Regions from separate parts of the Mus musculus genome. Here all the other regions are linked to region 1. Evidence: chromatin loops called from intact Hi-C (ENCODE). Cell type or tissue: left cerebral cortex. All regions are shown on one strand.

Region 1 (4,000 bases):
TCAACAAATAAATGAGTATAAGTTACACTTGCTCGCATTCTCTTTAATAAGTAGCCATGAATGCTACAAACTCCACATTTTGTGAACTAGGAAACCATTCATTTCCCTAGCCTCTAAGAGCCTACAGCCTCCTGGATGATGCTTGCTTCTGTCTGAGCACACGTCATGTTCAGCCCTAAACAAAGTCAACCATGTTGCTTCAAGGAGGCTGGGAGCTTAAGCTGCTGGTGAGCGAGCCCCATTTCCTTTGCCTTCATACTGTCACTACAGACTTTGTTGCTAATCAGTCCATTAACAGGGAAGGGACAAAGGTAGAATAGAGAGAAGCATGTCGGTACTTTAGAACTCTGCCCAAATGTACGGAATATACTCTGGTTTGGTGGTTAAGTTCTTGCGTTTCCTATGAGCCCTTCTTGGCCCATCCACTGCTTTAGTGGAAAAACAAAAAACAAAAACAAAAAACCATGATATTTCCAAATTTTATATTCTACCAAGAAGCAAACATGTAGAAATGGGTTGGATTGTGCGACATTTGGTTACTGCTCGAACCTCTGGGTTTGGGAAGACAGAAGAAAGTGTACATTGTCTTTTTAATGGACTTCATGCGCCACCTGGTGGTGGTACTGTATAACTACAGTTGATCCATGCGAGGAGAATTTCTACCCTTGGGTATTGTTTTTAATTCTTTCAGAATTTTGTTTTAATCTAATCTTTTAAAGGACGCTGACGCCAAGACATCACTATATACTTGCTTTATCTGTTTATTTCCATTCTCAAAAGGCCCCATCAAGTGTCAGAGTTTCCAGAGGTTAAAACCTGAACTCACTTCTCCACCTGTAACTGAGTCAGGAGTCAGAGTCAAGCCATTTTCTGTGCAGAACTAGGCTGCATCGACCAATTATCTTTCTTCCCAAACAACCTAGGAGCGATTGTAAGCTACTGGCTTCACGCTTCAAAGTGAAGATCACACGGAGAAGCGCAGACAAGCTAAGGCAAACTAGCTCAAAGCTTACAATCAGAGTAAGTAGAGTAAAATTCTGTATTCATAAATTAACTTGGGCCTCTGAGCTTTGCAAATGAATACTAAGTCAGAGCTGACTTTTCTGTGAAGTTCTGAGAGCCAGACTGGTTCTGTCCTATGCCACGTATCTGGAAAACATGTAACAGTAAGATGTTGCATCTGTAACATGTCGTAGTCCCACACTGGTGCGCATTAATACTTGGTAATGGAGCTAAATCAATGCTAGACAAAGTAAAAACCCTTGACCTGACTCCCCACCTCCCAGGAGCACCGAGCTCTTCCTCCCCTCTTATGAAATCACACACGTCAAGCTAATAGGAAGCTGTATGCATATAATTTCTACACAGAGAGGTCCAGCCTACATATATTAGGAATCAGAGAACATCGTAGCACGGGCAAAGGGTGGTTACGTGGATTCCAAGTCTGCGAGAGGAAGGTGGGATACAGGTGAAGAGCAGAGGATCACAGTAGAGAACAGAAGCAAGACGTCCCAAAGTGGAAATCAGTTCAGCTCACGGGCGCCATCTGGTGGTGAAGCGTCCCAGTGTCGGGTCACCTCTCAAACAGGGAGTTGCCAGAAGCAGTGAGAAAAGCAAAGGTTTGCAATGCAGAGAGTAGGCCGGAAGTCAGAGAGTGCAGACACACATATACACAGGAGGGTTGTCAAGCTTTTCGTTTTGGTTTTTAATAACGTCTCAGTTGATTTTCTTTTTAACATGATATATAAAAACCACGAACATTTAAAGAAGAAATAGTTTAGAAAGTTTCAATATAGATATTTAAATAAATCAGAAACAATTCAGAAAAAGGTATTTTCAATCCACTCATTGCCAGAGAGCTGAATCTACTTTGTATACAAAAGCAATAGGTTCTGGTTACTAGCAAGTTGGTTAACAATTAACAATACCTTCTCCCCTGCATCAGAGACTGCCAAGTCGGTTACCACACCCTGGAGCCCGGGATCCACATCCCAACAGCCTCTTCCTTCTGTCCCTTCTGTGACTAATGCTGGAAGCACGCCATTGAGACAGAAACAAAAAGGACAACATCAAACGTCAGCCGGCCAATTACATTCTTCTGCCCACAACTGAAGCACACTTCAAAAAAAGGAGTCATCACGAGATAATACATACTGAATGAACCTACAGGGGGCGCTAGAGATCGCAAGGAAGCCCGCAGTCCCTGCTCTCCCGGAGCTTACAGGCTAAGAGACACCAAGCAGCATCCTTTGCCACCTGCCATTTTAACTGCGCTTCTTTCTTGGGCTCATGTGTCCATGGGCTGTTTGTGGTACCGAGTCTACATCTCGCTTTCATTTAATAGGACAAAGCTGCCTGGGAAAGAAGTAATTTAAAACAGGTGCCCAGTGGAATTACAGCAAGGTCTCTTGGCAGACCCAGGTCCATAAAAGGCTCCCTCGAGGCCAGTACAAGAGCAGCAGCTGATGGACAAGGTTTAGAACGCAGGTCCAGAGGGCACTGATCTAAGAAGGCTGGAGGCAGCTAACACTTTATGGTCTCAGAGTCATAAAAACTGAGAGCCTGCCTCAGTTTCTCCTCATTTCCAGCTTTGCTCACACTTCCCACTTAAGCTTTAACACTGTAAATACATTTGACCTAGGAAAACACATCCAGAGATGTTAAGTACCAAATACAAATTTACCTTTACCGGTGAAACCTCGGTCGGCAGGATTTCATCATTGCTTTATGGATTTCAGTTAAAACTTAGGCTATGTTCACCTTTTCCTGACTTAAACCAGGCTTCTCAAGGCTGCTCCACCCCACCCCACCCCCAACTTCATTGGAGCAATATCTGACCAGGATCCTGACCAAAATACTCATTTTGTGATGTTTATAAACTTCTTTTAAAAATATGGTATCATCACGCATCTTTATTTCTAACAAGGGGCTGCCCCTTTCTCTTTGTTTAAATTTTAAAAATCACATGTATCACCATTAGGAAACAGCAGCTGCCCAGGATTCCAGAAAGCCTCTTCTAAGCCAGAGTTTTCTGTGAGTGGGAACCACTTCGAATGAACCCAGTGAAAAGCCAAGGTCACCCGGTGCAAGCGAGCACTTCTTAGGCAAGGATGTTGGAGGGACAATTTATAGCAACTTTTCCTAACGCCTAAAGAGACAGTCAAGCCATCTCCAAACCAGGAGCCAGTCTGTTCCTCTTGCCCACTTCCTCACATTAACAGTTAAACGTTGGAGGAAGCTAAGATGGGGCCGAGCAGAGGTAGAAGGGGAGTTTCCAGAAGTTTCTGCACCCTCAGGCATAGCTTCAGGGTGGGCAACAGGGTCTCCACTGGACTGACCATTCTGGACAGTAGAGTATAATAGTCTCCTTTGGTAAGTGTACTCATGAGCTTGTAACCTCAGACCGACAGGGGCTCGCTTCACAAAGGCCCTCCCTGAAGCCCACTGCAAAGCTACTCTGGTCCTTCTTTGAGGGATCCTCTTCTGCCCTTAACAACTGTATAAAGAGACCAAACTCTCAGAGCACCGTAATCCAAGCCAAGCCAAAAAGGATGGCTTCTGGCATACAGGTTCACCCCATGCCTGATCCTAACGGCAGGGCAGGCTGTTCTAGGTCTAGCAAATGGGTGTAGATTCTGTAGGATTCGGACAGGGAGAACCCTCACTGGCCTGCCTGAAGGGAGGAGAGGACCTGGGGAGGGCTCCAAACAGCTGCAGGGCACAGAGGAGCCTCCCAGCTGTCCCTGGGGCGGGGCTGATGGCGGCAAACCCTCAGTATTTTTAGAGAGCACTTCCTCAATGGCATAATGTGGCTCTTCTAAAGGAAATCACCCAGAGCAGTACAACTCCCTTGATGAATCTGGCCGGTCGAAATGAAAAACATATGTGCACATTCTGAAAATAGAAAGCCAGGGTTAAATAAAGCAGAATTTGGGAGGGGAAAATAATTTTGGGTGCTTGTAATAAAACAAAAACCAAAAAAAAAAAAAAAAAAGAATAG
Region 2 (4,000 bases), 380 kb before region 1:
ACCTGAGTTTAACAGAGGCTCTGGTCAAACCGGCTCCGAGAATCTTCTGACACGAAAACTCTCTGGCATCTTATTTTGAGATGTCGAATGCAACACCATAGACTTCAACACAGTTTTTTTTTCAGCATGGTTTCTCTGAGGCAGAGTGGAGAATGCGAGTGCCTAGCAATACAGAAGCCACAGCTTGGGCTGGGAAGACTTGGGGCAAACCGAGGCCTGAGAATGGATTCAAGTGGATATAGTAGGATGTTGGGCTTCGTGTGAGCTCTCTATATACCTGAATATACACACCATTTCCAACCAGACAGTATTTAGGGAAGGGCTTCTATATAAAGAGCACTGTCAACTCTTGGGAGATGGCTGTTGTAAAGATTTTCTAGTTTGTCGTCATGCATTCTCACCTTTAACCTATGACAGAAGCACAGGCATGTGTAGAACCTGGACTAACAATGGCTAAGTGCTGGTCACATGCCTTCCCATATTGACTTTGCAGATGCTTTTAATTCTTTAGAGTTAGACTGGGTAATAACTAAATCACAGAATCAAGGTACTCAGCCACTAGCAATCTGTCTTGGTAACACTGAGAACCAATTAATTAGAAGGTAATTTAATAACATTGCCTCTACATCATCCACATGATATAGCTGAGGATGCTGGGCTTTTGGAAGTCACAGTTATTGTCTGGAGAAAGCCCAGGTATGAGTGTACTGCCCTGTGTGGGAGTAGGTCACAGATATGCAGCTGTTCTCTGGACCTTGTCCTGTCTCCTGAGAGCATTGCCCAATGACTAAGTGATGCTCTGTTTGGACACTGGGGTAATTCCTCCAAGGGAATTCAGTTCAGTCAAAGGAGAGCTCGGTTTAAGAGTTTGAATCTTGTATGAAGTAGATGTTGAAGTAAGAAAACAGAAGTAAGAAAACAGGTTTCACAGATGATGCAAGGTTGTGCACACCAGAAAAAAAGCCAGAGGGGAACAGGGATCCCGAGGCTGTGATATCTCCCAGGGCCAGGCAGTAGCTTAAGGCTGATTTCCTCCTTTAAGGTATATGTGGGTTGGTTCTCATGTATTGAAAATCAATCAGTGCTGGGGAAACTGTCAAAGGGTTTTCTTGGGTCTAGTATTGTAGCCAGGACCATGGCTTTATGCAGGCGAGCTTGCAGACAGTACTTGAGTTTACAGAGGCCAAGGTCAAACCTGTTTCAAGACTCTTCAGACACAAAACTTCTCTGGCATCTTATTTTAAGATGACGAGTGCAATACCATAGATTTCAACTTTTTTTTTTTAATGGAGCTAATAAAAATTCAGCACGGTTTCTCTGAGGCAGAGTGGAGAGCGTGAGCGCCTGGCTGCACGTGCTCCAAAGTAAGAGCTTTTTAGGCTGTTCCACAGGTGCATGATTTAAAAGTTAAACCCCATTGTCCTCAAATGAGAGACTATGGGAACACTGGATGGAGAAGATACTTGGAGGTTGTTTAGTCTGCGTGCAGTAAAAAGAAAGCCCAGGGCCTACATGGAGTTCTACCCAGGGTTGCCAGATGAGTAAGTAAATATGTCCCTGGTCTTCCTTTTGCCCAAGAGCCCAAAGACTTATTTATATTTACTACTTAGTGAGCACTTTCAAAATCGACTCAATATATCCGATAGACATTTAAATGCAAATTGAGACCCCAGAGAGGATTTATACAGGATGAGGGCTGGTACTATAACAGAGAGATGATCATATCAGAAATAGACTGAGGGACTCCACTGCTTTAATGCAAAGCTGACTTCCCTGCCAGCCAAAGCAGAAAGGAAAGAAGAGAAAACCAAATCAAACCAAACCAAACCAATAGCGAAACAACCATGAAGTCTATACAAGAAATGCTGAATGAGCGACCATTCCCTTTGAAAGCTTCTGGTTTTCAAGGAGGAAAGCTCCAAGAGGGACTTGTTGAGTGTGTTATGGTATGATACTGGCAGCAGCTAAGTTTGCGTTGCTGTACTCACAGTATCTGATAGAAGCAACTTTATTTGGGGTCAGCATAGTTTCATTCCATCATGGCAGGAAAAGCGTGGCACAGTCACTCAGCTCATGACCAGGAGCACATGGCGGAGGCCGTTCATCTCACAAAGACCAGGGACCAGAGCCTAACTGGAAACATCTGTGGTACCAGAGCCTCAGTGCCTATTCTTAGTGACTGACTCAGCTACCTAGGTCCTAGCTCCTAAAAGCTCCCTGAATAGCACCGCCAACTGGGGAACCAACATCAAAGCCATGAGCCTGATGAGGGCTATGCATGACAATGGATAATAACAGCCAGCTCTATGACTGCTGTTTCCTATATTGACTCTTCAAATATCGAACATGATCCACAGTCGCACTGGTGGAAAAGAATTCTAAAGAGAGCTTGATGTAGTCTGTGTGTAAATGCCTTTGTGGTTTGACTTGAAGGACAGATTGGCTTGTCACTTCTATCCAAGGAAGTCCCTAGCTTGATGTGACAGGCAGGAGCCAAAGTCATAAGATGAACAGTGCAATGAAAGGTGCTCATTTTACTCAAATGTGGGAGTGGAAGGAGACAAACTTAAGGAGCTTAACTGGTACAGAGAATACTACACGATGAAAGGAACCTGGCTATATAAAGATGCATGGTACATAACCCCAAATCAGAAGGGTTTGGGGTGTTTTTAGATGGAATCTCTGAGGGAATTTCTTCTCCCAGCAAGGCACTTCAGACTGTGATCCTAGACATTGATATAAGTACATATTTTATTATACTTTATATGAGTTTCTTACCTTTTTTTTAAAAAACCAGGAATTAGATGACTGATAATTCAAAATCGGGGTCCCTCCTAAGCACTTAAAGGACAGTCATTGTAGACTGAGAGAGTAATTCTAATCTCTTTTATTCTTAGCAGGTAGGCATTTAAAAATGAGATTTTACTGTAAAAAATGGATTGACACCCCTTCACTACTGCATCAGAGAGTGAGGAGGGGGAAAACCCCACTACTCTAACAAACACACAATGCTAGTGCACAAGATACATCTGGACTGAGACGCAGAGAGTCTGTGAGACGCAAATGAGAGCTTAGTTTAAGAATCTATGTAATTCAGCGAAGGGTTTTACAATTTGCTTGTAATTCTCGTTGCCACGTTAATTACTTTGTACTGTTACCAGCATCAGAGAGTGTAACGAGGGCTACAGACAGGGTGAAGACTTCTTCTGTGTAGAGAATAAAGTTCAGAATTTGCTTTGTTAGCTGGGTGTGGTGGCACATGCTCTTAATCCCAGCACTGGGAGGTAGAGGCAGGTGGATCTCTGAGTTCAAGGCCAGCCCTCATTCTAAGATAGCCAGGACTATAGAGAGAATACTTGTCTTGATAAACAAAAACAACAAACAAAACAAAACAAACAAAACAAAACAAAACAAAACGAAAAGAGAATAAAGTTCAGTTGAATACAGGGACATAGAGGCAGTCCACCTTGTTCTTCCAACTGACACAGTCCTAAGTCTTCAAGATAATTTAGGTTGTGAATGCTACTTGTGCCTCTAGCCCATGCTTGGCTGGTGATGACATCTTTGTATAATTTTCTTTCCTTTTTCATTTCCAGGATTTTCCACAGTCCCAACTACAGCACATTCAGGGTCTTATGGAATCTTTCTCATCGGGACTTCCTGGGAAGATGGGAACAAATGCCTATTCACGTCAGATAGGGCCCGGATGACAGACAAGAGAGGTGAGTCCATTCAAGTCTGACAGGCTGAACCAGAGAGTTTATTGGGGTTGCTTACAAAGCATGGGTGCTGATTTAGACGCACATGAGTGACTCAAAGGCCACTGTATCACCCCAAAGCCCAACCCAGCATGGGTGGCGACTCAGGCAAGGTACATCCTTGGAGCTCCATGCACAGCTTGCTCTCCCCTTGACTGGTCTGAAGAAAGTCTTTGCCCTAGACAGGTGTACCACTTCCATAACCTGTGTGTGTGTGTGTGTGGTGGGGGGGTTCCTCAGGA
Region 3 (4,000 bases), 560 kb before region 1:
GGGTAATGATGGAGTCATTTCAGAGTCCTACCCTTGTCTTCATCTGGAGGTGTCAAGACGGTGAAACTGATAGACGTCTCCGTTTGGTGGTCCTCAGACTGCTGGTCCAGGGTTGATACTTTCAGAGATGTCTTTAAGGCTGTTTGGCCTCAGTCTCTGAATTCTGCCTGCTGCGTCCTCTTCTGGCTGGGATTGCTATAAAAATGCAACCGACTAAGTGACTTATGGCAGAGAAGGTTTTGGAACATGAGTAGCCCAGGATGAAAGGTGCCATGGGGTTTGGTGTCTATTGAAAGTTTTCTTCCTGATTTTGTGTGCTGTGTCCTTGCATGGTGAAAGGGCTGTGAGGTTTTATCTCCTGGGCCCCTGTGATAAGGGCACTGTCCCATCCTTGTAACTTAACTACCAAAGGCAGCTTCTCCTATCACTGTCTAGGATAGGGAGGGGAGCACCTTCAGACTCAAGTGTGGCCTTGCTTAAACAGTCCCACACACTCTGCAGACTCCTTGGTTGGATCAGGAGAACCTTTGGATCTGTGGCCCTTTCACAACCTTGTGTGGGCGGTACTCCTCTCAGACTGGCTCCTTCTGTCTTATACTGTGACAGAGTGACCTCTTGGACAGTGCCATTGGGGCTTTATACCCTGCTCTGGGTCTGAGCCAATGTGCTTAGGTGTGAAAAAGAGATACCAGTGGGGACACAAGGCTCTTTGCTCTTGCCTAATTTCTTAACATCACTCCCTCTCGAAGAGATTTTTAAGCCCTTGCAGCCCCACCCCCACCCCTACCCCCACCCTCAAGATGGTTAATTTGATTATCAACTTGATTGCATTTGGAACCAACTAAAACACAAGTTACTGGGTGCTTCTGTGAGGAATGGTTTGCTTGTTTGTTTTGTTTTTTAAGATTTATTTATTTATTTTATGTATAGGAGTACACTGTCGCTGTCTTCAGAGACACCAGAAGAAGGCATCAGATCCCATTACAGATGGTTGTGAGACACCATGTGGTTGCTGGGAATTGAACTCAGGACCTCTGGAGGAGCAGTCAGTGCTTTAAACCACTGGGCCACCTCTCCAGCCCCAATGAGGAATGCTCTTGATCATATAATTTTGAGCAGGGAAGACTCACCCTAAACATCAGCACCCTCCGATTACAGCCCAGATCAAGGGATGTGGAAGAAGAAACCTTTCTGTTGCCTCTCACCTTGTTGGCAAGTTCCTCTATCCTGCTGTCCCGGTATTTCTTCACTGGTATCAGAACCAATGTCTTTAGGCTTCTAATGTAGACTGAAGACCAGCAGCTCTCCGGCGATCCTCTAGGACTCTGGGACCAGATTGGGACTGCTGAGACAGACAGCCTTGTAGATGAAACAACTACCAGATTCTCCACCCTGCAGGGTGAGGTGAGCAATGCTGGACTGTGCAGACCACATCCTGGAAACCAGTCTAGTAGTTCCCTCTTGAAGAGGACAATATTTTCTCTAACAGAAACATAAAAACAAACAAACAAACAAAAAACAAAAAAACAAAAACACACCAACACCACCCTCACCCCCTTATTGCTTTCAGACACTTTTCTGAAGTGACTGGAATGGGTTGTGTGGTTCATAACCTGGGGCATTCAAACACTTGAGTCTCTAGTTGGTGGCCCTGTTTTGGGACGTTTAAGAGCCACAGCCTTGCTGAGGAAGTTGTCACCAGAGGCGGGCAGGTTCTGAGAGCATGTAGCCTTATCCACTGTCTAGTTCACACTCTCCATTTTGTGCTGGCATTTGAGGTGTGACCTCAAATTTCTACTGACTCCCATGCTGGCTTCCCCACCATGATAGTCACTCATCCATAGCGCATTGTAAGCCCAAATAAACTTCTCTTTCTATAAGTCACCTTCATCATGGTATTTATCATAGCAACCAACACAGCTCTGGTTTGAGTTTTTTGATCCAGAGTCTCTCTGTGCAGCCCAAGTAGACCATGTTCTTGGGTTCTCCTGCCTCCATCTCCTGAGTGCTAGCTCCCAGAACATACTTCACCATGGTCAGTTTGGTAAGTAAGTTTTATGTATAGACTCCTTTAGGTCTTGGCTCTTGATGTTCCCAGCCAGGCTTCTGGTCCACAGAAACCTCCTAAATGTCTGAAAGCCCTGGCTTTTGCAGGCCCCAGGGTCTGGATTTAAGATCTTGGTCTCCACAATGAGCTTCAAACAGTGTCACTTGGAAACTTGGTTACTTTATTGGTTCTCATAGAGCTCTGCTCTCTCCTCAGCTGTCAACCTCAGAATGTAGTTTCAATGCAGGAAGACGAGTAGCTGTGAAGAATGACAAAGACAGAAGATAAACGCAGCAGCACCAGGAACATGAATTCACTGAGAACAAAAGCCGGTCAGCAGATGTCTCAGAAAACCCATTTGGGGAGCTCAGAATGAGAGCAACCTGAGAAGACACCCAGGCTTTCCTTATCCAGAACACAGCAGGTTTCAAAGTCACCCCAAGGAGGTGCCGGTTTCTTTCGCTCCTTAGCAAACTCTTCTTCTTCTTCTTCTTTTTAAAATTGTTCTGACTCTGACCAAAATGTATGACCTAATTTGCCCTAAAAACTATTTTCGTGTCTGCTTTCTACGTCTCCACGGTAGTGCTTAGATTTGCCAAGTGTGAGATCTCACCCCCAAAGTGCTTTTCTTGAAAGTGATTCCCGACATCGAGGAGTGGGATGATGTAAGACACTTTTCAAAAGTCATTATACAAAATGTAGGGTGATGTGAGACAGGAATTGAGAGCCATAAAGCAGGGACACGGTGCCAGGGTTGGGAAGATGAGATTCTGTTGATTCAAACAAAATAGCTATTACTAGATTGCTGCCGGGGTCAAATAACCCGTTATGGGGCCGTATTTCAAGCCTCTGCATGCTGCTTTCTGCCATCTAATAATTCTACTACAGAGAAAACCGAATAGCAACTCTAGCCTGGACCTGGCCTAGCACACAGGAGGCATTCAGAAGTGTTTGTTCACTTTCCAGTGGCTTCTCATGGGCCTGGGAGATATTCAGAGCTACTGAGATATGGTCAGCTGGGAGACCACACCATCATGGTGTTACTCAGAGAACAACCTGGGAAGTTCATTGGCATAGAAGGAGATGGGCCTGGAAATCCAGGGTGACTAGCGAATTTATTTCATAGTTTAACAGTTAAAAATATTATAGTTAAAGAGAGTAATAGTTGAAAACAAATACATGTGTTTTTAAAATTTAATACAAATATGTAAAATTACGTGATCATATGGAGCATGTTCTTTCAAATCCCTGCTCCTTGTTATATGTTTGTGAGCTGTCCCTTCCATCTGGAGCTGCAATGTGTATCGCTCATTGGAGTGCACTATCCCAAGGTTGTTACTGTTCACTTATGAGCCTGCTTCATACACGGGGCTCTGCCTAGATCAGCAGTTCTCAACTTGTGGGTCACCACCCCTCTTGGGGGGTGGGGCAAACAACTCACGGGGTCACCTAAGATCTTCGAAAAATGCAATTCATAACAGTAGCAAAATTACAGTTATGAAGCAGCAACAGAGGTAATTTTATGGTTGGGGTCGCCACAACATGAAGAGCTGTACTAAAGATTCACAGCATTAGAAAAGCTGAGAAGCCCTGGTCTATATGGATGCATGGCCTTTGCTATTTGCTACCATACAAGCTTTTAAAAAAATGGTCTGGTAGTTGTCAGTGAGGTTGCTTGATGTGCTGGCAAGTTCAGGTTGTGATGAAGTCGAGTGAGAATTGGGTGTGAAGATAGGACTGGAAAGTCTCAAAGGTAATGACTGGATTAAGGTGCTGGTTCAGAGAAGGGAAGGGCACAGGGTGGGTAGCTTCAGTCAAAAATAAATCCTGACTGGAGTGTGGGGTTCAGATAAACCACCTGATTTTTAAACATTGAAGAAGCCACGGGAACCTGTTGGCTCTACTAGTAGATGGAATATTCTGCTTTCGTTTGTCTTGGCTCTGGATTATAAC
Region 4 (4,000 bases), 190 kb before region 1:
GCTTTCAGACGAATTAACATTTCAATGGCCAATGTCTCCATAGACCAGAATTATAGGTGATTTTGCTTTTTGTTTTTAAAATTTACTGTGCTCGTTTGCACTTTTTGAGTTTTCAACGACGAGTGTATTTTGCTGCTTTATCCTGTGTTATAAATGCATCGTACAAAGGAAACACTTTTCATCTTTATGTCCAGCAATCTCTTTTGCAATGCATGTCCAAGTTGTTTTAGGAGAAGGGAAATCTTGGCCAGATGTTTTTTGATTTTTGTTTTGTTTTGTTTTGTTTTGTTCTTTCCCCGAGTCAGGGTTTCTCTGTGTAGCCCTGGCTGTCCTGGAACTCACTCTGTAGACCAGGCTGGCCTCGAACTCAGAAATTTGCCTGCCTCTGCCTCCCAAGTGCTGGGATTAAAGGCGTGCGCCACCATGTCTGGCTGGCCAGATGTTTTTAGACTCACTATGTCCTGATAAATTCAAGTCCACTCTGGGAATTAATGGACAGAGATGCCCAGGTTTCCTGGCCTGCAGAAAGATGTAGGCTAAGGTCCTTTCACTGATAATCTTGACTCTGAGATCTCCATCTCAGGGACTCTACTGTGTTCTAGAAAAAAAACAAAAACAAACAAATGTCTAGAGGCAGTGTTCCAGGAAAACACAGGCAGGAGAGTCAAGGCAGTTTAATAAGTATGGCAGAAAGAATTATAATTGGAGTGTGATTATCAAATAAGGAGACTGATTCTACAGTAGACCTAGAAAAACAGAACAAACAAGCTGAAAACCCCAACAAAACAGATCAGCCTCTCCACCCAATACAATATGGAAATAGCCTGCTGGGGTTGGCATGGTGTTCTATAGATGTAGTCCCAGCAATTAGAAAGCACAGACAGGAGAACGACTGTAAGTTCAAAGAACTGGCATGCTGGTCTACACAGTGAGCTCCAATCCAACCAGGGCTATATAGTAAACCCCTGTCTCCAAAAGGGGAATGGCTGGGATGATAGCTTAGACGGGAAAGTGCTTGGCACAAGAATGTGGGCCAGAGTTCAGTTCTCCAGAACCCATATACAACACACAAAAGCCAGGCAGGTGACAAAAATTGAAACCTCAAAACTGGTAAATTGAGGACATGGACCCATGGGGGCTCACTGGACAGCTATCTTATCCTGCTTGTTGAGTTCTAGGCCAGTGAGTAAACCTGCCTCAAGAAAATAAGGTGGGTAGTTCCTGAGTCACAATAGGCAAGGCTCATACACGCATGTGCACATCCATGCAAGCACACACGGAAGGACTCATGCACATGTACACACATGCAAGCACACACACAAGGCTCACGTGCGTGTACACACACACACACACACACACACATGCACAAGAGGAAAAAATAGCCTTCCAAACTTCTTCAGGGTTCAACCCGGAGGAAGAACACTTCCCTCCACTCTTGCTGAGTTTCCTTAGGGGTTTCCTTACAGAGAGTGCCCGTTGCCTTCTTACCTACTTCTCACAATGGCACAGACAATAGCAATCAACCCATCGATCAGTCGATCAGAGCTTGCACTTGAGCTTGGATATCCGCCACTCTTAGTCAGACAGAAATTTCCCAAGCAACACTATAAAGGACTATGACTTAATCTGTCAGGCTGGCTCTGCACTGTGGCACCAAATAAACCACCTTTGCAATGAGATAGTTTAGAACTCAAAGGGCTGGGAACACAAAGTCACATCATACGTTTATTCTAATTTCTTTCGAAGAAAATGATATATATCATCGTATTATTTTACATTACTAAATTATATAAAGTACTCTTAATGGCTGCTATAGTTTGTTGTATGTGCCTATGTTTCTCTTGGCAGCACTTGCTCGAACCTATTCCATTAACAGAGCTACACGAATTTGATTTTAGAAAAAAAAAATAATCCATCCTTGGAAGGAAAGTGTCATCACTTTCATGGAAACAATATCCCTCAGCAAACAATGCCCTTTATTTTGGCAACCTGTCCTTCCTGCCATCTGCCTTGCAAAGCACTTGCCAGGGTTGCAATAATAATTGAGTTAGAGAGGGAATTAGATGTAATGAAGGGGAAGAAAATTGATTGCTTAATTTTTATTAACAGAATGCAAGAGAATCGTGAAGCCCTGCTGTGAACCAAAATGAGACAAAGAGGGGGAAACACAGAGAGGACTCCAGGTGGCAGAAGTGTGTCTGCACACACATGTGCAGTCCTCCACAGAGGCTGAGGAGAGGCCAGCGGATAGGTGAGTCGGGGACTCTGGAAGGAAGGGCTAAAAGGCAAAGACAGCCAGAACTGAGCATATGAGCCTATAGAGAAAGGGCACAGCCGGCCAGAGCTTGTGTGTCTCTGCTGGGAAGGGAGGCTGAGCATTTCCTACATTCTGCCTGGCAGGGATCCCATCCTTGCTAGGTTGAGCCAGGATGCATGTGGGCATACAAACATGAGTTTCTTCTGGGCCTCCACCCTCCAGCCACGGCTAGTAACCTTTATGGGCCTTGTAGATCCATAAAGAAGAATGCAGAGGTGAAGGATACTCAACAGAATGCTGTCCTGATGTGCATGAAGCCCTGGGTTCCGTTCTCAGCACCAAATATACTGGGCCTGCTGGTATAAGCTGGTGATCTCAGCACACAGGAAGTGAAGGCAGGAGAGTCAGAAGGTCAGAGTTAAGCTTTGGAGGTTGCTCAGTGGGTAAGAGAGTTTGCTGAAGAGGTATGTAGACCCAAGTTCAAATCCCCAGCTTCCACATAAAAAGCTGGGCATGGCCATGAGTAACCCAGGGTGTTATTGACAGAGGCAGGAAGATCACCTGAGGGTAATAAAGCAGAGAGGAAAATAACAGGATGCCTGAGGTCCTTTTCTGGTGAGTGTGCATGCCCCCTACGTTCAGATGTACGTATTCTGAACACAAACAACACAAAAAAGTTATTTAAAACTGATTTAAGGAAAAAAATCAAACAAACGGGCTAAAGGGATGGCTCAGTGGTTAAGAGCACTGACTGCTCTTCAAGAGGTCCTGAGTTCAATTCCCAGCCACCACATGATGGTTCACAACCATATATATATAAAATAGATAGAAATCTTAAAACAACAATAACAAAGACGAAGCTCAAAGTCCATCTTGGCTGCATAGTGAGTTCCAGACAGATTGAGCTACATCTGATCATATCTCAAAAACAAAACAAAAATTTTCTGGGGTCAATCAGACTATGTCTTCTGCTTATCATTAAGGAATGCCCATGCTAACTCTACTATCATACAATGTTTCCTTCTTAGAGTAACCAGTAACTCCCATAATCTTCTTGCCAGTCCCGAGAATCAGCACAAATCCATCCCTGTCACATGACGGCTGTGGGAACTCTGGGATCAATTGGAAGCCGATCTTTGTAACGTGAAGTGCAAGGAACAAACGGCTCAGAAAGAGAAAGCCCCCCGGAAGTCCAATCGTCATCAGAGAGGGTTCCACTAACAGCTGATGGGGACAGATGCAGAGACCCACAACCAAACATAAGGCTGATAGAGGCCCCAAATTGAAGATCTTCACCATGCCCCTTCTCTTGGAGCTTAGGGAACCCTGCAGAAGAGGGGAGAAAAGGATTGCAGAAGCCAGAGAGTTGAGGGCACCAGGACAACATGGCCCACAGAATCAACTAAGCAGGGTTCCTAGGTGCTCACAGCGACTACTGTGGTAATCACGGAGCCTGCGCGGGTCTGTGCTGGGTCCTCAGCATATATATTAGTGGTTTTTAGCTAGGTGTTTTTGTGGGATTCCTAGCAGTGGAAGTAGGGTTGTCTCCAAGTCTTTCACTTGCTCCTGTGACCCTTTTTCTTCCTAGGCCTTGCCCCCCGCCCCCCCCCCGCCCACCCCCCCACCCTCCCACCCCCGCCCTGATAGGAGGCTTTGTGCCTAGTGTACTGTATCTTGTTACATGGTATTCAGTGGGTATCCCTGGAAGGCCTGCTCTTTTGTGAAGGGAAATGGAGGAGGAGT
Region 5 (4,000 bases), 390 kb before region 1:
GGGTACACGCTTGAATATCTGAGTTTGACTCTTAGTACCCATGTTAAAGAGCTACATGGTAGTGCATACTTGTGATTCCTGTACCGGGGTCAATAGAGCAGACAGATTTCCTAGGGGCTCAATGGCCATGAGGTCTAGATGACATGGGGACTCCAGGCTAATGAGAAACCCTGTATCAAATAGTGGAGACCATGTGAGGGAGGGTATCCAAAGTTGATCTTTGGCCTCCATACACGACCCCCCAACACACACACACACACACACACACACACACACACACACACACACACACACGGGTCTTTTTCGGTGAGACTCTCGCAGTGTCTTTCTGGGTCCAATTATGATGCTGAGTTAAGGTTTCAGAGGAATGATTTCATTCTTTAAACAATCAGTGTCTTTTAAAGATCCAGACATCTTTTTGACCATGTCCCAAGGACCTCGGTGGACTGATGTGTCAGAGGGTTCCTCAGTCCTAGGTTATGTTTTCCCAGCTGCTCTGGCCAGCAACAGAGAGAAAAAGACACTCTGGCATATGGGTCAGATGCTTGCATTATTATTTTTTTTTTATGTGTGGGAAACATACGTGGAAGGGCCTCAGATTGTAAAAAGCCGACCGGTGCATAGGATGTCAGAACACTCACTGTCTCTGTCCTGGGGACAGTTTCTTGGCATGGCCTTTTGGTTGTCTAGGTGTGTCTAATTGTTCTGAAGGCACAGCTGCATGAATATGATTTGCCTGTGGGGGTTGGGGGGCAGTGGGAGAAAAAAGGAAAAAAAAACGAAGAAGAAGAAGAAAAGGAAAACTATTTTTCCAATGTCAGGAAACAATCTTCAGCTACCTTCTTGGTTCTTACCTTTGAATTTCTGGGAAGCCTGTAGACTTTCAACTTTTTTGAAAAAAAAAAAAAAAAAAAAAGCTAAGTAGAAAGAAAGCATTTTCCCTGCAGCCTTAGAGGGTGACTTTTGATATCTTTGAACTTATCTCTGAGAACAAAGAGCATTCAGAGCTGGCCCCCTCACTTGTGCTTTTAAGCATGTTCATAGCTCAGAGCTAAATGGGAAAAAGAAGAGAGAAGAAAGGCAGTCTTTGCCGATTGCCCCTTTGTAGATTCGGGTGACCCTTTCCTGCAGGCTGCTGCAGGGGTGTTGCCAAGAAAACTTTGCTTCCGCCAGCCGAGCCGTGGAGACATAACAGACTCGTTTTCCTGCAGCTGAAGTAAATATTTCAACATTGATGTTGAAGGCGCCTGATCGCAGGGAAGCAGGAAGCTACTATTTTTAGTTGAGAAAAACATCAACATTGGAGGAAGAGACCAGAGCAGAGGCCCATACTTCAAGTTTCTTCAAGTTAACAATATCAGAGACACTCACTAAGCAATGGGCACAGCCCACTGGCATTTCATTTTTCTACAGTCCTGGGAACATAACCTAGTGTGTTAAGAATGCTAAGCATTTTCTCTACTCGGAATTACTCCCCACCCCAGTCTGGACAATGCATTGATGGAACCTAGTGATGAAACCGCGTTACCCAAATCCAGCAAGGGCAGATACTTCTGGAAATAAATCCATCTTTGAATCTGGAGGAGGCATAGTCTCTCTTCACTGCCGCCATATCTTCTGTGGAAAGACTATGCGTGACTAGAATGTTCTATAGCTGCCATGGTCCTGCCAGTTGCTGGCAACTCTGCCACAGCTGCCTGGTCTACCCTCCGTCTTTTAGGAGAGGCCTTCTCAGTGGCTTTGAAGATGGCCCCTCAGCACACTCCCTGGCAGGTGACTCATTCGCAAGCTCCTCTGGCCCAGTTGCACTGTTAAGGCACTCACAGAGTAGATGGCTACTCTTAATGACTATTGCTCACAGAAGACAACGTGTGTGGAAAAGGAAAACACACTCAACTGGAAGCCATTGCTCTTGGCTTCCGGTTCCCAGGCTGCACTCTTTTCCAACATCAGCATGAACAGCCCCACCCTACGCCCAAGTAGCCCCTTCTCAAACTCCCTAGTAGACATGATCATTTTTGCAGTTTAGTGGCAAAGTGGGTGTCTCTCAGGGCTCTGTGCCAGTCCTAAGTGACAGAAAAATGAAAGACTGCCAGAAAAGCTAAATACTGTCAGCAGGGTATCGTCAGTGCTCATTGGAAAAGTACCTTTGGGGCCGACGGCAATCTCACCTGTTGTCACTGTTGACTGGAATTTCAGTGAGTTCCACAGGAGCCAGCACGTAGGTACAGGGGAAATCAAAGTCCCTTTTGGGGTTCTTAATCCCATTCATAAAATAATTTAATGACAGACTCAAACAGAAGCTTGGGGGACAATTTTCTTGAAAAATCTTGGTCTGGCTCAGGGATTAAGAGAGTGTACTGTTTCTTCAAAGAATCCATGTTCGGTGCCCACCACCCAGGTTAGATAGCTCATAGCAGGCAGCGGGGCAAGCATTAACAGAAGAAACCCTGGGAGATCTGATGCCTCCGGATGCATGGGCACCCACAGTCCCACACATAGCCACACACGTGATGTATAGACATCACATTCCCCAATACTACCTAATGAGAAGAAATCTTTTTTTTTTTTTTTTAAAGATTTATTTATTTATTATATGTAAGTACACTATAGCTGTCTTCAGACACACCAGAAGAGGGCATCAGATCTCATTACGGGTGGTTGTGAGCCACCATGTGGTTGCTGGGATTTGAACTTCGGACCTTCGGAAGAGCAGTCGGGTGCTCTTACCCACTGAGCCATCTCACCAGCCCATGAGAAGAAATCTTAAAAAAGGAAGGCCACGAGAAGAAACCACCACTCCCTCCCAAGAGCAGGAAAACTAAACCTTGGCAGCTGCCCGAGGAGGAGCTTGGAGAGGAGAAGGAAAAGGGTGAAGCAGCTCAGCCAGCATGGAGCCTCAGCCATATGGCAGAGGAGCAGCCACATGGTGGGGAGGAGAGAGTAAGGAAACCCAAAGTACCAGGAAAAAAATCACACTTAGGCTCCTCAGCAGCTCAAAGAGAGAGACAGAAAAAGAAGACAAAAGAAAAGCTAAGCCTTTCTGAGTCTAAACAAAGGTGGGTAGACAGAGCAGAACTTTACATTGCCTTGTAGGACTGTGCTAGCAGGTGGAAATGAAGGAAAAGTACCGTATCTCATTAAAAGGATAATTATTCCTCCCTCCTCTTCAGCAGGGTTTAGGGTGAACTTGCCTTCCTGGGGGTGGTCCCTTAACCAGATCACCCAACCTGCCCAATTGCGTGTTAGCTCTCCATCTAGACCAGAGATTTCATTCTCTTGGACAGAAAGAAAGATTTCCCTCCAATTGGCTCTTTCCACTACTGTGATATTTTGACAGCTATTTTATTTGTTGTTGTAAGATTAAAAAAAAAAAAAACCTCACTTCTATTCCATGTCAAGATGATTGTCAGCTTCAAAGACAGAAAGAAGGACAGCTGTTTCCCTCACAGATCTCTCAGTACTCACTAGGACCCCAATCTTCCCTCATTGACTCTGATAGTCATATGCTCAGTACAATGGTCTCTTCAGATGCTGTGAATCATATGTCAGGATGAGTCATCTCCCCTAGAATAACAAAGGCTGAAAATAAGAGGTGAGCTTCCCAGTGAAACAGAGGCTGCCTCCACAAGAAAGACACCTGGAAGCTGAGTGTTGACAAAGCACACATATGCCCACTCGGGACACAGAACATGGATGCCACTGTGTCTTCTCAAATGGTACCAACATCACGACAGAACCTGCTCCGAGTTTGGGTTAGAAGGAAGGACAGGGAGAGAGCTGCAAAGAGGAATGAGGTGGGACCTCTGTGCTCAGGAAGCCCAGCACCTGAAATCTTGTGGTCAGATACTGCAGTCGCAGCAAAGTGGGAACCAATGAATTTGGTCTTCAGAGGTCTTGGCTTCACCGTGCTTGAAGAAGCCAGTACCTAGAGTCAGATGCTGGCACGTGACAAGAATCTTGATTTCAACTTCCTTAGGATGATCATCAGTGAGTGGAG
Region 6 (4,000 bases), 700 kb before region 1:
AAATCCAGCCGAGTTAACAATAAAGATTAGTCATCACACCTTGGGTGGGCATTTGGCCCTCTGCCATGTTGACTCTACTGGGCCTGGTTCTCAAAGCCTAGGTAGGAGGGCTGCCATCTTCCTCACACAGACTGAGGAAGTGATTCAAAGAACAAAGGGGGCCCTTCTGGAATCCCAGCAGGGGACATGTCTGAATTTGGGTAAGGCTTTGGGAACCTGTAAGTGGCCGGGTGGCAGCTGCCTGGCCCAGTTTGGTCTAATCCCCTGAGCTGTCCAGTCCCTGGTACTGTGATTGTATGGTGTTAATTAAATCACTCTCATTAATTCAGCCTGAGAATAATTAGGAATGAATGAAGATAGATTAGGTTTGAAGGCAGCTAATACATTTAACCCCACGCTGCTGATTTTGCAGCCTAGCAAAATAATATCGTTAAGGAAGATAACAAGGCCAAAGCCTTGGGCACAGCTTCTTAACAGCATTCAAAACAACCTTGGTTTAGAGTCCCAAGGCCAGGCAAAGACAGTTTTCCAGCGGCCAGCGGGACCAGCCTAACTAGCATCCTGAATCAAGCTCAGGCTGCTGTACAAAGCTAAGGAGTGGCCTCCTCTCCTGAGGTCTTACACCTCGGCATCCGGCCCTGTCTGTTGTAGTCTAGGGCAATCACAATCCTGTGGAGCGGTTTCTTCCTGTACACGCACACGACTCACCTTTGCTTCCTGTGAACAAGGTGATAAGAATGACTTTTGCCATTGGCTGGGAGAGACCATAAAAAGATATAGTTTGAGTTTCTATGATCATAAATCCACTAAGTTGCAAATCACTCTCAGCCGTGAGAAAGGCATTAGAAGCCGCCCAGCAGTCGAAAGAATTTTCATACTCTGGCTCATGTCTGAGGGTCACTGGAAACATGCACTTTTCTAAAATATAAGTTCACTTCCTGTGTCTTTCAGTATTTCCTGGTTTGTGTAACCTATATAAACAAATTCCGTCACCGGAAGTTGCTTATCTCCCGTTAGCAGAGGAAGGGATGTGGATGGTCACTGATTTCATTTCAGAAGTTTCTAGGCTGTGATTTTGTTTTCTTGATTTGAAGCACAGGAAGTGGTAACATTAGGTAGAAAAGATACAGCGGCAGCTAACAGCTGGACTTAGCATCCTTTTAGCCCTCTTGCTTAGCCAAGCACTCTACAAAGAGAAGCGAACTTCACTGTTTACTTCATTGTGGATGCTGCAACTTCCAGGTGGGAGATGCAATAGAAACGATTATCTATCCTCTGCCAGCTGACTTCTCCTGGCAAAACCCCCAGCCAACCAGCTGACATAGGTATATATACTGCTTCCAGGCAGCAGCAGCAGTTCTAGGTGGCTTTGGGAGAAAGACAGGCATATTTTGTCAAAAGAGAAGATGTGCTAACTTCTTAATGGAACAGTGTTCCACTCCACTGGTACACATGAACTGTTAGTGCCCTAAACCCACATATTTGTGTTTGACCCAAACCCAGACAGATGAAAACAAAGAAAAAGGGCCAGAAAGTGCACAGTAGTGGGCTTTGGTGCCTCCACAGGACATAGAAATATGCTTTTAAAAGACTCGGAGACCTGTTCCTATCTTCCTCTCGTCAGAGCCTATCTCTGATGCGAACTCCGTTTCCATCCGTTTGCTTTCTATTGGTTGTAATCTTTCTCTCCTTGGGAACGGAATTCTGCCTGCCTGGCTCCTTGCTGCCCCTGGGGGCCTCCACACCTGGTTCTTACCTTGAATCCCTCGAGCTTTTTCCCTGGCTCTGTAAAGCAAAATGGAGCCAAGACGCTATCAAAAATTAAAATAGGAAACAGATTTGAAAAGGCTGTCGTGAGGCTGACGAGTTAATGCTAAGAAAGGACTTAAGAGGGCACTGTCTTTCTTTGCGATGAGCAAAATCTATCAGCCTCAATAGCAGAGGAAGCCAGAGAGAGGGAGCTGGGATAAAGGACCAACCCTGCGGGTTTCAGCAGTCTGTGGTCTCAGGAAGCGCCATGTGGAGCCTCCTGCGCCGGTTTAAACCATTGCTACGCCTGGTGTCTTAAGAAAAGGAAGACTGGGGGCGAAGCGTTGGGGAGATGAAGAGGATAGGGCAAACTCCCTGGCCACTACTGAGGCCCTGCAGGTCTCCAGCCAGGCAATTCACATCGCCAAAGACCTCTCTTTCCTCACCTGCACAATAAAGGGTTTGGGCTAATAATCTATACAATTCGTCCCTACATATCTCAAATGCCGAATAAGAGCCAACTCAAAGTGTCGTTTTAGCTCCCAGCACAGAGAGTCAAAAATGAGAGTCATAAACAGTTGTGGCCACGTTTGTTTATTTATTTATTTATTTATTTATTTATTTATTTATTTATTTAGGATAGAGTTCCTTCTTTTGCTAGGCCCTCGAGACTTTAGGTGTGTGTGTGGGGTGATGGTTGTTGTTTTTTTTGGGGGGGGGGGACACGCTATTTCTTGACTGAACTCCAGACTCCACCAACCAACCAAACCCAGGAAAGGCCAAGTCTCCGAAGGTAACAGACATCTTCCCTACCAGGAGGAGGCAGCGTGTCTGCTCCTTGGAGGAGTTGGCTTTGAATCTAGCGGCCCTGGGCGATTGGTTGCGAAACACGTGGGCCCTCAGGACCCAGCTGGGGTTGCTGCGGCTCCAGCTCCGAGCGAGACAGAGTCCTGCCGCGGCTTCCTCACCAACTTGGGGTGGAGAAGGAAGCCCCCCACAAGAGTTTGGAGTCTGGCCTCTTGCCAGCAAGTAACCCAATGTCCACTTGCGCAACCTGCAGTGTTCCCCGAGGTCCAGACCTAGGCTTCTTCCCTTGCTCCTGCGGGAACTAGGCTCTGCCTGCCGCTGGGGTGTCTAACCCAGTGAGTGCATGCGGGAGCGGTGGATCCCCAGCTTGGCCTTGGCTACTCCACTGAGCATTCTTAGGATCCCGGCACCCTCGAGCGCAGGAAAGCGCCTAGGGCTGCTTTCCCCTGAGTTGGGTGCCCCAGCCCCCGACCTAGCCTTGAATGGGGTTGACCCGAGGAGGCGAAGACCCTCCGAGCCTCTAAAACTTATTTTCTTCCCGGTCCCCGAGGGCTGCAGCTGCCCGTTGCTGAGCGAGGGCGTCCGCTTTGTCTCCGTTCGCTCCCCGCCCCACTCCCCTAGTTCCTCTCCGGCTAACCGCCCCCCCCGTCATCCCCCCCCCCAGCTCCTCCCGCTCCTGCCCGCGTAGTGGACGCGCTTCCTCCCTCCTCCCCCTAGCGAGTCTCTTTGCATACGCGCCCCCTCCCGGGCGCAACTTATAGGCCGGCGCACGGTGGCCCGGCGCAGTCAGCTCCCGCAGCCTCAGAGCCAGCGGCGCGACGGAGGCGCTGCAGAGACCCGGAGCCGACGCCAGGCGGCCGCCAGCGCTCACGCCGCAACCCCGTTCCCTCCCCCTGCGTGCAGACCGCCTTCCTCCGCGGCGCGGCCGCCGCAGGCTCACTCTCCCCTGGCTAGGCGCGCGCCGGCAGACGCTTGGCCCGGCCGGGGCGCCAGGTCCGTAGCAGCAGATCCGGAGACCGAGGTCAGCTGCCTGCCGAAACCAGCCCGGGAGCCACTACCCCGGACGCTATCGCCTCCCTTCCCAGCGCTCCTTTCTCCCCGGCGATCGCCACCGCTTCCTGGAACAGAGACGCCCTTCGTCGGCTCCCTGCGGGTGACCGAGGCAAGAACCGCAGCCGGTTGTGTGCAGAGGCCAGCCGCCACTACTGTAAGTTTGCCCTGCAACCCCAAACCTGTTGCGGGCGCCCGGGTTTCGGGCGGTGGGAGTCGGCCGCGGGGTGTGCTTGGGAGCATCGAGCCGGCGCCCGCCACCCTGGCTGAGGCTTAAGCCCAGGAGGTGCTCTCGAGGCAGAACAGTCGCTGGAGTGGGAACGGCACTGGGAGAGCAACTTGCCTCCCCTCTGCGGTGTAACGCCCGGGCAAGTATCGGTGGGTGCGAGGAACC
Region 7 (4,000 bases), 310 kb before region 1:
ATATATAATATACAGAATATATGTGTATAATATACAGGGAACAAATATACAGGAAACAAAGATGAAATGGCATATATCTAAATATAATCAGAGATTACCTCTAAAAGGTGTAATTATCAGTCTTTGATAGTAGTTTCTTAAATTACTGCATCCTTAGGTGTCTTTAAAATGAATGTGTCTATACGATTACAAAATGTATGAACAAAAATCTGACAGTCGTTTAAAATGCAGGTCAAATTGTGTAATAGTGTGAGTGTGAGCCACTCACGGAATAAACGTGGGATCCCAGCATTTGGAAGAGTTGATTAGGAGGAGCTTGATTTCTAGGTCAGCCTACCTGTACCTCCCATTGAAAAATATTTAGCATATTTCTTACTTGTACAAATTTAACCAATACCGTAAAAATAAATCATAGATACTAATATATAATGTAGATTGTTAGGTTACAATCTATGGCATTATATTTATGCACAATATAAATATAAAATAAAAAGCAAAATCCCTCTTCAATAAATGACTTTCTGAAGGGCAAGGAAATCTAGCCACCTTTTACCTTCCGTGAACACAACCCAGTGTGGCTGAATTCACATGAATGCACTTACCATCTGAACCATCGAAGAACAGTCTACAGAAGTGGTTCTCAGCCTTCCTAGTGCTGCGACCCTTTAATACAGTTCCTCAGGTTGTGGTTGACCCCCAACCATAAAATCATTTTCATTGCTACTTCATAACCACAATTTTGCTACTGCTATGAATTGTAACACAAGTATCTGTCGTGCAGAGTATCTGATGTGTGACCCCTGTCGGGTTGAGACCTACAGGTTGGTCTATGGTCTTCATTTATGAATAAGTACTAATCAGAAAACCACACAGTCATAGAAGAGACAGTGTGCTGCTGTGAGCTATCCCAGCACAGAAGCACGGAGAAGCCCAGCTGGTCAGACTCAGAAGCAAACAATTCTTCCCAACTCCAGTACAGCCCTTCCCTGAGTGGAAGGATGATGATGTAATGATTGGGATGCTGGAGAGCAGGGTAGCTTGGTGAAGTATTGAAGGTCAGACCAAGGGGTGCTGATAAAGTGGACACTAGGAGGGAAAAATCTATTCGTCTAGGGCGATGGCACTAAGACTCAATCAAATGGCACTTAGATTCCACCTGAGAGTGGATTTTTTTTTTTCAAAGCCCTAACGGAACCAGTGCTTTCTCTATCAGCAAGTAATGGGAGCAAGCTTCTCTTCTTTCTCGTCCATCCCCCTGCCTTTGCATGTTTAGAATCCAGGAGGATCAGAGCCTGCCAGGTGACTTTCCCCTACGTATCACCATCCTCTGTGCAAAGCATTTGAAGCTGGCTGAGAAATGGCTATCCACACAGGTCATACCTCGTGTGGAAATCTGCCGATACCAAAGAGGGGAACTTGTGTCTCATGGAAGAGACATGAGCATCCTGCCCCTGTTGCTGTCCCCTGGTCCCTGAGTGCATGCCCAGGACACAGTCAGTTTCTCTAGGCTCTAGTCTCCTTGAATAGGAAACAAGAATAGAAGTCCATTCTTGTGTAGTATTGGGGCGGGGGGGGGGGGGAATCATCCCAGATGTTTCTAGTTCATTATTCATTGCCAGATTTCAAAGAACAAGAACATAGAGGAGTTTGCAAGAGTTTTGAAAACACTCCATGTCTGGGGAAAAAAAAAACCCAACCCAAAACCACAGATCATTTCATTGTGTTCTGCTGGAGCGAGAGGACGGGCGGTTTTCACTCATAGCATCGAGAACCTGCAGTTCCTGCTTTAGCTGAGCTGTCAAGTTATTTTCAGGAATCAGCTAGCCGCGTTTTAAGGTAGATGCATGTAAACTATAATATGACCATGTGAGGACAGGGAGTCTCCCAGACCTGTCCCCGGCTCTGTGTCTGCATAGATCTGACATATGCTTAACTCCTGCTGCTTCTCTTCCCGACTCGACCATCACCCACTAATCTGGTGTGTGATGAGGACCATGAACTTGGAGGAAGAAGCCTCTGCAAGTCCTCTGCCTTCGATGTCTATTTTTTTTTCTATCTACAGTAAGGGATGAGGTTTTAACACCTATCTCAGAACCGTGGGAGGACGAATGAAATCACACATATGATGTTCTCCTACTTTGCCAGGCAGCAAGGAAATGGTTTTTAAGTGTCGAGTTGTGGAATCTGTTTCCCATACCAGAAGACTCCGGGCATCCATTCCTCTGTGGCTTGCAATGCTGAGGCTATTCATCTTTGCTTTCTTGACATCTTTCTGTCTCTCTGTGCGTTATTCCCTTGGGTGAGGCTCATCAGTACCCCCCCGCACACACACAAACACACACATACACACACAAATACCCCACATGCACACCCCCCCACATGTACACACACACCCCACATGCACACACACATGCATGCACACACACACACACACACACATGCATGCACACACACACACACACACACACACACACACACACACACACACATACCACATGCACATACATACACACACACACACAGACTGCACATGACAAAACAATAGGAAAAAGCTAAAGGTGAAGTGTGTGTGTGTGTGTGTGTGTGTGTGTGTGCGCGCGCGCGCGTGCAGGTATGTATGCCTGTGAATCTGGAAACCAGAGGTCAACCTTAGATGTTGTTCACCAGGACATTGGCTGTCTTGATTTTTGAAACAGGATCTCTCACAAAGACTTGAGGTTTGCTGAGTCTGGCTAGCCAGTGAGCTTTCCCCAGCACCAGAATCCCAAGCCCAAACCATCATAGTTAGCTTTTGTATGGGTGCTGGGGATCAAATTAGATCCTCATGCTTGTATGGCAATCCCTTTAGTAACCGAGCCATTTCCCAATCCCGTGTGTGTTATTTTTGTGCACAAAAATATTGTGCACACCAGACTCCGCGTAGAACATGACATAAGGTAGAATAAACTTTATTTAAGCATCAGAGAGCAGAAATTTTGATGGGGATCAAACCTGAAGTTCACGAAGGGAGAAGTTCCTTAAGTATGCAGCGCTTCCTCTTACTGTGTTTGGAAGAGGCGGTATGATCCTGTTTCTCCTTTGCTGCCCTCTTTGAGCTCACTTCTCTTTGTCCTCACTTCTGCCTATTGTGATTGTTCTCGGTTGTGTTCTGGACCCCAACAAGATACTGCTGGCTTATCATTTAGCACCCATAAGCTATTTACATATGACACACGCTGTATGTATGCTCTGTGCTCCAGTTCCTCATCTTAGTAGACTACAGGAGTCCATGCCAGTCCCTGGAAATATTGACCTTGGTCTACAGCTCGACAATGAGTTAGTGACACAAGATGTTTGCCAGTGTCTTGAATAAAAAGGGACCCAGGGCAGCTCCCGGCTTAAACTTTCCATCCTGTGTAAAGAGCATGGGTCTCATTGCTTGCTCCGAATTAAACTAGCCCAGTGCTTAAATATTCATGCTTTGCTTATTTCGGGATATTTAATTTATTATGTATCACTTTTCTGGGGTTTTATATAAACTTGCCTGAGGACTTTTTTCCCCCAGTTTGAGTGCTGGCAGAATGTTCCCTTTTCTTTGGCAGTGTGTTGACGAGTTAAAGAAAGTCTGCTTAGCTGGGAAGATGATTTTCTTTTTACAGATTGCCCTTGCACCTTAATAAAAATGATAGTGGAGTCATTACCACCAGAATTAATTAGTCTTTAATGATCATTAGTGTGGTGTCCAATGTGAGGTTCCATTAAAACATCTGCTTAGTGTATTCCCAAGGCTGGAAGCTGTTCTGGGCTGCAGGATCAATTGAGGATGGCGAGAGTGAGGGAGAGGCAGATTTCTTCCTTTCTGTCCATCTCCCACTGAGAAAGACACTCTTGTCTCCCCCATCTCTCATATCCTCACCCACCGTCTCTGCCCTGTGAACTCATGGTGGGGTAGCCTAGAGAGATGACTGCTCCTTAGAGCAGGGGATCACATCTCCTTCTTCGGCTTCCCTTTTGCCTGACT

What was found. A loop is a pair of places that touch in the nucleus more often than their neighbours do. Peaks named below come from ENCODE experiments on the same cell type or tissue, not always from the same donor. Only the 100,000 strongest peaks of a DNase experiment are listed, where the experiment ranks them.
Region 2: a loop joins it to region 1, with 3 times the contacts of the local background. A loop is called at or near these places in 5 of 42 quality-filtered maps.
Region 3: it touches region 1 in a loop (2.7-fold over the local background); 2 of 42 quality-filtered maps call a loop at or near these places.
Region 4: it touches region 1 in a loop (4-fold over the local background); 3 of 42 quality-filtered maps call a loop at or near these places.
Region 5: it touches region 1 in a loop (4-fold over the local background); 4 of 42 quality-filtered maps call a loop at or near these places.
Region 6: it touches region 1 in a loop (7-fold over the local background); 41 of 42 quality-filtered maps call a loop at or near these places.
Region 7: it touches region 1 in a loop (2.7-fold over the local background); 4 of 42 quality-filtered maps call a loop at or near these places.

Annotation. Positions count from the first base shown.
Region 1 is chr13:97,937,532-97,941,531 of GRCm38, forward strand. It overlaps Arhgef28 (Rho guanine nucleotide exchange factor (GEF) 28), which reads right to left. Exons shown (of 36, transcript NM_012026.2): 31 at 1,929-2,029. Among named protein-coding and RNA genes, the nearest start is that of Gm34388, 46 kb to the left of the region's middle. In left cerebral cortex, CTCF peaks have their summits at 625 (motif pointing left), 1,552 (motif pointing left) and 2,178 (motif pointing right); DNase peaks (open chromatin) are centred at 587, 1,545 and 2,118.
Region 2 is chr13:97,560,264-97,564,263 of GRCm38, forward strand. It overlaps Gm5086 (predicted gene 5086), which reads left to right. Exons shown (of 3, transcript NR_046157.1): 2 at 3,597-3,722. Among named protein-coding and RNA genes, the nearest start is that of Gm5086, 2.3 kb to the left of the region's middle. In left cerebral cortex, a CTCF peak has its summit at 2,270; DNase peaks (open chromatin) are centred at 103 and 2,147; H3K27ac peaks cover 2,707 bases.
Region 3 is chr13:97,377,878-97,381,877 of GRCm38, forward strand. Gm33447 (a long non-coding RNA gene) reads left to right here. Exons shown (of 3, transcript XR_001780846.1): 2 at 931-1,404; 3 at 2,264-4,000. Among named protein-coding and RNA genes, the nearest start is that of Gm33447, 3.7 kb to the left of the region's middle. In left cerebral cortex, no CTCF peak of the experiment used is centred here; DNase peaks (open chromatin) are centred at 2,410 and 2,651; H3K27ac peaks cover 618 bases.
Region 4 is chr13:97,748,902-97,752,901 of GRCm38, forward strand. Rps18-ps4 (ribosomal protein S18, pseudogene 4) reads left to right here and starts at 2,211. Exons shown (of 3, transcript NR_152263.1): 1 at 2,211-2,251; 2 at 2,511-2,668. In left cerebral cortex, no CTCF peak of the experiment used is centred here; a DNase peak (open chromatin) is centred at 2,280.
Region 5 is chr13:97,547,497-97,551,496 of GRCm38, forward strand. No RefSeq gene overlaps it. Among named protein-coding and RNA genes, the nearest start is that of Gm5086, 11 kb to the right of the region's middle. In left cerebral cortex, no CTCF peak of the experiment used is centred here; DNase peaks (open chromatin) are centred at 1,248, 2,047, 2,891 and 3,607; H3K27ac peaks cover 3,388 bases.
Region 6 is chr13:97,237,767-97,241,766 of GRCm38, forward strand. Enc1 (ectodermal-neural cortex 1) reads left to right here and starts at 3,339. Exons shown (of 3, transcript NM_007930.4): 1 at 3,339-3,763. In left cerebral cortex, CTCF peaks have their summits at 1,898, 2,572 (motif pointing right) and 3,400; DNase peaks (open chromatin) are centred at 1,331, 1,958, 2,656, 2,899 and 1 more place; H3K4me3 peaks cover 1,794 bases; H3K27ac peaks cover 2,224 bases.
Region 7 is chr13:97,630,197-97,634,196 of GRCm38, forward strand. No RefSeq gene overlaps it. Among named protein-coding and RNA genes, the nearest start is that of Gm34087, 9.4 kb to the left of the region's middle. In left cerebral cortex, no CTCF peak of the experiment used is centred here; DNase peaks (open chromatin) are centred at 1,836, 2,073, 2,852 and 3,524; H3K27ac peaks cover 3,710 bases.